Linked DNA regions of Homo sapiens: regions 1 and 2 are each linked to region 3. A link is a contact called in ENCODE Hi-C or POLR2A ChIA-PET data. All regions are on one chromosome and are shown on one strand. The core of a region is the stretch at or near the end of the contact, and the rest is flanking DNA. Distances in the headings are between cores, read along the strand shown.

Region 1 (2,700 bases), core at 23-2,522, 690 kb after region 3:
ATGGGGGAAGGAAGACAGGGTGGGGGAGGGGTGGGCATGGGGAAAGGGAGACAGGGTGGGGGAGGGGTGGGCATGGGGGAAGGGAGACAGGGTGGGGGAGGGGTGGGCATGCGGGAAGGGAGACAGGGTGGGGAACCGAGAAGAAAGACAGTGGGGGGGGATGGAGGAAGGAACACAGGGTGGGGTGGGGGGTCGGGATGGGGGAAGGGAAACAAAGAGTGGTGGAGGCGTGGGGATTAGGAACGGAGACAGAGGGTGGGGGAGGGGTGGGGTGGGGGAAGGGAGACAGGGTGGGGGAGGGGTGAGGATGGCGGAAGGTAGACAAGGCGGGGGAGGGGTGGGGATGGGGGAAGGGAGACAGAAGGGGGGGAGGGGTGGGGATGGGGGAAGGGAGACAGAAGGCGGGCCAGGGCGGGAATGGGGGAAGGGAAACAGGGTGGGGGTGGGGATGAGAGAAGACAGAGGTTGGGGGAGGGGTGGGGATGTGTAAGAAAAACAAAGGGTTGGGGAGGGGGAGGGAAAAGAGGCAGAGAGTGGGGGAGGGGGTGGGGATGTGGAAAGAAAGTCAGAAGGTGGGGGGTGAGGGGTGGGGATGGGTGAATACGTGATGGCTGCGGCCTTTCCCACCAGACAGTAGGGTGGGGGCAGGGTGGAAAAAGGGGGTGCGGTGGGCGAATGGAGAGGCAGTGGGGAGGCGGGGGGCTGACTGGGAGTGTGGGACGGGGTGTTCTGGGATCACGGAGACGTCCAAGTCTGGACTCTGTCCTGGGTCTGTGCTTCTGGCGACCTCCCTTTTCTTCAGTGGGATGCGGGGTGCAGGGGCCGGTTCCAGGGTCCCCTGAGCTCAAGTTCTCGCCCCACCCCGCCCCGCAAGTCTAGAAAAGATGCCCCTGGCCTTGGCTGGGTAATCTCTGGATTTACCTACTTCTGTAACCCCCCGGGCTGAAGAGACCACCCCCCGGGATTCAATTAACTTACTCTCTGGAGCGCGCGTTCCTCCCTGCTCCCGGGAGTCGGTTTCCCAGAACTTTCTGAGGCCCGCGCATGCTCCCCTCGACTCCCCGTGTTTCCACTCTCCACAGAAATCCACGCATTCACGCCCCTCCCCTCCCCCGAGCCTGCAGAGGACTCCGCCCTGCTTTCCCTACATTCAGGGCTGCTCCTTTTGTCGCCAATACAGACCTGTTGACAGGTCACGCCTGGGAAGCGGGTGGGGTGTCCCGGAGCGGTGCTGAGGCGCTGCAGGCCCGGCTTCTGGCTGCGGGGGAGCTGTACCCTGAAGCCTCGCCGGAACTCGCGTCTGGGGCCAGCAGGGGGCACTAGAGTCAACAGGGACTGTATGCAAAACCCACTTCCTCCCAGGCCCTCTAGGGGGATGGTCAGGCTTCTGCAGAGATGGGGAGGATCCTTTCCTGGTAAGGGGAGAGGGACGGGCTAGGAGCCAAGCGGAAGGACCCCGTGTTCAAGGCCCTTCAAGGGACGGGACAGGCGAGGAATCTCTTTGAGTCTTTTGAATTGTTTTATCAGTCAGGCCTGGGAAGTACTCCGCCTCCACAAACTCTGTTTTCCTGAAAGGGGTCGGGGGGGGGGACCCCAACATCTCCTGCCACAGGCTATGATGGGCATGGTGGCTAAGAGCAACAGGCCGCGTGGTGAGGCTGGCTTTTTGTGGCTCTGCCCTGCCATTCCCCGAGGCATCCCCATGCCAGTGAACAGAGCTGCGGGTTCCCAGCTGCACAGATGAATGCACGAACAAAACATAGGTCCATGCAAAGGAAGTCATTGCATTGATCCAGATTCGACCTGGGATTGTCGCATAAAACAGGGCTGATAAAAACCGTTGTGTTTTCACCTTCGAAACAGAGACTCAGCCTCCCCCTCTCTGCTTGAGGCATTCAGCAAAGGTTCGTCCTTGAGTGGCTGTGGATGCTCAAGGACTTACGATTTCTGACTTTATAAAGTTTAGGGTGAAAACAAAAAACAAAATAAGAAGACCATTGTTTTAAAGTGGCCGTTGTAGCTAATTATCTCAAGAAAGCAAACAGGCTGGTACTGAAAGTTACACAGGCGGGCGGCTCCCTGGGAGGGTTGCCCAGCTCTCCTTTTCTGAGACCTGAGCAGGGAGCAGCCAGAGGAGCTTGAAGGGATGGTGTTCAGGGCATGGGAACAGGCTGCACACATCTTCACGGAGTACGGTGCTTGTCCAGTTTGAGAAGGGAAAGAAACTGGGGCAGAGGGCTGATGAGAAGGCAGCAGATGGATAGTGCGGGATTGAAAAGGGGATCCATTTGAAGACTGGCCACCATTATTTATTTTCATCATCTGATTGCTGTTGCTCCATTGAGATCGATGCGTGGAGAACAAGTTGGGGAGTGGAACAAATGGCAGGGAGGGGAGAGAAGTGAGTGAACATGACCCTGGTCCAGCCTCATAGGACAGAGCGTGGTCATGAAGTCCACAGAGGAGGACAGGTAGGGAGGAATCATGGCATGGCCAGGTTGTAGGGCAAGAGGCAGAGAGGAGAGAGGATTGTGGAGGATGCCTGCGGAGTGCCGACTGTCAGTCGAGGCTGGTCCTTTATTTATTTATTTTTTTTTTTGAGACGGAGTCTCGCTCTTGCCCAGGCTGGAGTGCAGTGGCGCGATCTCGGCTCACTGCAAGCTCCGCCTCCCGGGTTCATGCCATTCTCTCGCCTCAGCC
Region 2 (2,700 bases), core at 134-2,633, 890 kb before region 3:
AGGGCCAGCTGTTCAGGGTGCCCAGAGTGGAGAGCCTGTTTTCTTCTGTCTTGACCCCTCCTCCCCTCACTCCTGCAGGACTGGCGACATGTCCTGGCTTACGGGGAAAGGATCCTGAGCTCACATGCAGTAGACTTGGGCAGGCAAAGGGGGCACCAAGGGCACAGGCCAAGCCTTGGGGGCAGGTGCCAATCTCCAGTCCCAGGATCCCCCAGGGCAGAACCTGAGCCCTCCCAGTGCTTGCCTTCAGCCACCTGGCTCCCCTCCTGGGAGGCCTCTGCTGGATCCAGAAGATGCTCAACCCTCAAGGCCTCTGCTGCCACTGACAGCTGGCACTGGAGGCAGGACAAGCCCTGCCTCTTCTCCCTCTATTGGGACTGGTCCCCTGAAGAACCCTGCAACACGTTAAACATTACCGTAAAATTAAAACGCACAAATTTGCAGATCTGTATGACTCCCAGTGTAATTGGGCCAATAGGCACAGGACCAGACCACAGGGAAACAGGCACAATCACAGAATGCCAGGTGCCACACCAAGGAAATTTGGCCTGTGAACGCCCAGAGGAGGTAGCAACTAATTCTGCGCCCCAAGCCCTCCCACATCCCTCTCCCCCTCTGCGATCAGCGAACGCTTTTTGCTTTTGGCTCTGAGTTTTGAAGGAAGGGTATTCCAGGTAGAAGGGACAACATGCCCAAAGGTCTTGAGATAGTAAATGCTCCTTCAGAGGTGGCTCATGCTTGACACTTTGGGGCATTTGCCCACTTAGGGCTGTGGGAGCTGTGTCCTGAGACAGACCCCATGCTTTTCATAGCCGGAGCATTCTCAATCCCCATGTCGGAGGTGAAGGAGCTGAGGCCCTGCTAAGTAGGAATGAGAATCCAGAGGCTCCTCGCCGGGCTGCCTCTCAGTCAGTAAGAAAGCCAAGGGGAGAGGGGAGTTGCTGGGGGTCAGGGCTGAGGGCGCTAGCAGGAAAGGGAGCGTTGAGCCGCCTGCAGAGGCCGCTGCGAGCCCGGAACCCTCCATGGGGGATCCCGGCAGCGGCAGACGATCCAGGCCGGAGCCACGCGCAGACCCAGGGCATGCCGGGAACTGCGAGCCGGCCGCGGGTCTTCGGGCTGCGTGGGCCTGGGAGGCGCCGGGAAGAGCAGTCGCGACGGGGCTAGGGACGACACACTGCATTCACTGGAAGGGACAACGCAGCGCCAGTACATAGCCTGAAACGCTCCCCAGAAGGTCCCACGCTCGCCGCGCGGTCGACAACCGCATCCTGCGCTCGCCCGCGGTGTCTCGGCAAGCGGTAGGCTTGTCGGGAAGAGCTGGAGGGCGCAAGTGCGGCGCTGGCCGGACGTGCCGCACCGTCAGCGCAGGGCTCGCCGGGAAATGTGGTTTCTCCAGCCGGCCCGGGGCGGTGGCCGCAAGTTGGGCTTACAGCGCGGCCGATCCGGCGTGGACCCGGGATGGCTGGACCGGGCAGCACGGGGGGGCAGATCGGGGCTGCGGCCCTGGCAGGCGGCGCGCGGTCCAAGGTAGCCCCGAGCGTGGACTTCGACCATAGCTGCTCGGACAGTGTCGAGTACCTGACGCTCAACTTCGGGCCCTTCGAAACAGTGCATCGCTGGCGGCGCCTCCCGCCCTGCGACGAGTTCGTGGGTGCCCGGTACGGTGGGCTTCATGGGGTCCTGAGGACAGGAAGGGCGATCTGCGAGGGTCCCAGGGCGGGTCCAGGGGCGAAGCCGGGGGGTGGTGTCCTGGGGTAGGATCTGGTAATGAGGTGGATGGTGCTGTACAGGACGCTGTTCAGGGCAGGGGAGAGGGTTCCGAGGGAGTCCCAGAGCCCGATGTCCCGGGACAGGGTACTGGAACTAAGTTGTGTTTGTGGATATTGGGCTGGGGTCCCAGGTGCTCTGAGGTGGGGTGAGGAGTCCAGAGAGTCCTGGAGCCGTGTCAGGGGTCCTCACTTGCAGGATGATTGGTGTTATCTTAGAAGATGATGGATCTTAGCAGTTGAGAGGTGATACCTAACTTCCGTGGCAGCTCTCCTGCTTAGTCCCATTCCTTGGGTGCCCCCCAGGAGGGTCCTGTCCTTACCGCCCTCCACTCCTTTCTTTCCAGGCGCAGCAAGCACACAGTGGTGGCCTATAAAGATGCCATTTATGTATTTGGTGGAGACAATGGGTGAGTGAGTCTCAGCATCAGTGTTTGGACCAGGTAGGGAGAAGTACTGTGGTCAGGGACTGGGCCTGTCCAGCTCCATTACTGTCCTTTCAGATGCTAGCTGGTGCCTCTAAGCTTCAGTTTCCCCATCTGTGAGATTCCTTGCACTCACCTCCCTGGTCGTGGTGAGGATTAAATGAGATCCTGCACTCATGGTCCTCAGCACAGCTTCCAGTGGGTGGCACATGCTCAGTATGTGGAAATGTCCCTCTTCTGAGTAGATGCAGCCTTGAAAGAAACACAACCACCCTTGCGGCCAGCCCTGCCAGGCACTTTTCTTTCCCTGTGCCTCATCGGTATGGAGGACACAGTTTTATTTATTTCATGCATTTTTCACTTTTTGTGGGGGTTTTCCCAAATTGCTCCAAACATCAGGCAACAACGTGATGTTTTGTTGGTGGGCACACCTCCTTTCACATAAACTGTCTCCACTTAAGTTGTGGCTGGTTTCCTTATGCAGAGGGTGGAGTATTTGCACATGACTA
Region 3 (2,700 bases), core at 1-2,500:
AAAAAAAACCGTCACTATCATTTCACTTTTCTAAGGGACCTGAATCAAGATGAGGGAGTCTACGTGTGATTCTGCAAGAACTCCATTAAGGCTGCATACATAATGACCACTAAATCATTAACAGGAGTCCATAGCAATTGGGCTAAAACATCTGGGAGCATTTATGCTGGTAAAAGAGCTCACTTGGGGGCTAAAAAAAAAGTCAAATTAGGCCCAACTCTAAACGGATCTTTAACAAATCAAGAGAGTAATGTTAGTTTATCCTTCCTGAAACGCCAGCAGTACGATATTAAAATCCACTTAGAAGTAAAAACTTCAAGACGGAAATATGCCACCAACACTGGCGTCAGTAATCCATTTTAGAAAGCCTGCGCGGAGACCACCATTAGCACCGCTGAGGATATTTAATGAAAGCCGTTGGCTGCAAACAGAGGCGAAGAGAGAAAAACGATTATTTCGGTGTTCTGCACACACGCGGAGGCAAAACGCTTTCAGGACCTCAGCAGCCACCGCCGCCAACACCGACAAGCATCTGATGGAATTCACAGTTTTACAATCGAAAGTCCAAAAGAAGGCCATGATACTAGCAAATTGAGGGGTGGGGACCCTTCCGTTGCCTTCCCGAGGGTCCAGACTTTAAAGGCCGCGCTGCGCCCGGGGCCAAGGGTCCACTAGTACCGGCCTACGCCCCCCGCGCCACTCCCTGAGCCCCTTCCCGAGCGACCGAAGGCCCGGGAACCGCGAGCAACAACACCTAAACCTCAACCGGCCCGGGGCCGCGCCCGAGCCCTGGCGCGCGGACCGCGGTGAAGTCCGGGTTCGAGGTCGCCGCGGCGCCTGAGGCCGAGGCGCGGGCGAGGCCGAGGCTGCGTCCGCTGCGGCCCCGGGCGGTGGGGGGGCCGGGCGTGGCCGGTCGCGGACACTCACCACACCATGCCGTAGGCGCCCTCGCCGATGTACGAGAGGTTGGTGTAGCGCGGCCCCACGTCGAACACCTGCCCGCGGACCATCTCCGGGCCCGCGCCCGCCGCCGCCGCCGCCGCCATGTTGGCTGCCGGGCCGCCGCCGCCTCCGCCGCGCTGAGCTCGACGCTCGGCGGCCGCCGCTCAGCTCTTGTCGCCCCTCCCGCAGGGACTGCGCCGCCGCCGGTGCAGCCGCCGACGCTGACCGGGAGGAGGAAGGAAGACGCCGAGCGGGAGAGCTGAAGAGCCGACAGCCACTCGGACCGATTGCCTGCCTGCCTGCCAGACTGACGGGCGGGCCGGCGGGCGGGCGGAGGGAGGGGCGCGCGCCGAGGAGGGTGCCGGGGCGGGGACAAGAAGTGTGCATGCGGATTGGTTCCTCGCGGCTGGGGGCGGGGCCGCGCGGGCCGGCGGAAGCGGCGGGCTTCGGGAGGGGCACTGCGACGGCGTTGACTGAGGGGGCGCCACTAGGCGCGGTCACGTGCATTCGCGGTGCATTCGCGGGGGCGTCGGTGCGGGTCGCGTCTCTTAAGACACCCAGGGAGACAGACGTGGGGCAGAACTCATGGGCTGAAGTGAGAGATGGCTGGGGCCCAGGCGAGCGACCGAGCAGGGTCCGAACAGAGCCAGCGAGGGACCCCGGGCTGTGCTTGAGGCCCGACGACGCGCCATATCCCGGCAGCGCCGCAGCTCAGGCCTCTGCGAATCTGTGGTCCACACGCTGATAAACTTAGAGGCCTCTGCACTGGGGCAGAAACCGAAAGGCATGACCCAGACCGAGAAAGATATTTGCATACTGAGAAAGTGTGAAACACAATTGTCGAGACTAAAAGGAGACACTGAGAGGATACGCCAATCAGGTTAGTTCAGATGTTTGTTGAGCACACTCCATGTTCCTGGGGATCCACCCTTATAGAAGTTACCTTTTAGAGAGAGGAGACAGACAAATACGTGTAATGCTCAAGTTGTGATAAGTACGATGAAGAAGTACAAAGCAGAAGGGAGGGCGCGGTGTCTCACGCCTATCATCCCAGCACTTTGGGAGGCCGAGGCGGGCGGATCACTTGAGGTCAGGAGTTTGAGACCAGGTCTCTACTAAAAATACAAAAATTAAGTCCGGGCGAGGTGGCTCACGCCTGTAATCCTAGCACTTTGGGAGGCCGAGGCGGGCGGATCACGAGGTCAGGAGTTCAAGACCAGCCTGGCCAACATGGCGAAACCCTGTCTCTACTAAAAATACAAAAATTAGCCGGGCGCAGTGGTGGGCGCCTGTCATCCCAGCTACTTGGGAGGCTGAGGCAGGAGGACAAAGCAGAGAGTAAGGGATTAGGGGGTGGTGGGTCGAAACACATGAGAGATACATTTGCGTTCAGAGACAGACCGAGATTGGTACAGATAGGCAGAAATGCTGACAGAGCAGGTAATGAAATAGAAATGCAAAGATAGAGTCACTAAAACCAAAACATCGAGGTTTAGAGAAAAAGAGACACACCAGGTTAAGAAACAGTCACAAACAACAGAGGTTGAAAAAATAAAAATTAGAGTCCTGAAGCAGGTGGATACCAAGGAAAGCTAAGACAACGAGACGGACAATGACCCAGGCACTGCTTCTGAACCTTTTCCCCTGCCATGTTTGGAGGGAGAAGGAAGAGCGGCAGACCCTATATCCTCTTTGTTCAACTCTTCCAAGTTTAAAACCATCAACTCTTGACTTCTAGACATCAACAAAGATTAATTA

What was found. Hi-C counts contacts between places; a loop is a spot of excess contacts on that map. ChIA-PET counts read pairs that join two places held with the same protein, here RNA polymerase II (POLR2A). Pooled maps may share reads with other maps.
Region 1: a map of K562 shows a loop between it and region 3 (2.9-fold over the local background). The contact joins the promoter of PRAME here to the promoter of MAPK1 in region 3. A Hi-C loop is called at or near these places in 1 of 168 maps with a recorded cell type or tissue (K562). POLR2A ChIA-PET finds 5 or more read pairs at or near these places in 1 of 52 experiments (K562).
Region 2: a loop to region 3 is called in a pooled map, with 4 times the contacts of the local background. The contact joins the promoter of LZTR1 here to the promoter of MAPK1 in region 3. A Hi-C loop is called at or near these places in 2 of 50 pooled maps. POLR2A ChIA-PET finds 5 or more read pairs at or near these places in 2 of 52 experiments (WTC11 and activated CD4-positive, alpha-beta T cell).

The regions. Positions count from the first base shown.
Region 1 is chr22:22,557,993-22,560,692 of GRCh38, forward strand. PRAME (PRAME nuclear receptor transcriptional regulator) reads right to left here and starts at 1,273. Exons shown (of 6, transcript NM_206956.3): 1 at 979-1,273. It overlaps LL22NC03-63E9.3 (a long non-coding RNA gene), which reads left to right and starts at 1,351. Exons shown (of 3, transcript NR_027426.2): 1 at 1,351-1,415. It also overlaps IGL. RefSeq lists an enhancer at 1,190-1,484.
Region 2 is chr22:20,980,914-20,983,613 of GRCh38, forward strand. LZTR1 (leucine zipper like post translational regulator 1) reads left to right here and starts at 1,384. Exons shown (of 21, transcript NM_006767.4): 1 at 1,384-1,658; 2 at 2,114-2,176. The coding sequence starts at 1,459. It overlaps AIFM3 (AIF family member 3), which reads left to right. Exons shown (of 21, transcript NM_001386814.1): 21 at 79-445. The coding sequence ends at 118. RefSeq lists enhancers at 832-911, 962-1,061 and a silencer at 1,452-1,581.
Region 3 is chr22:21,866,395-21,869,094 of GRCh38, forward strand. MAPK1 (mitogen-activated protein kinase 1) reads right to left here and starts at 1,251. Exons shown (of 9, transcript NM_002745.5): 1 at 928-1,251. The coding sequence starts at 1,046. RefSeq lists a silencer at 1,182-1,421.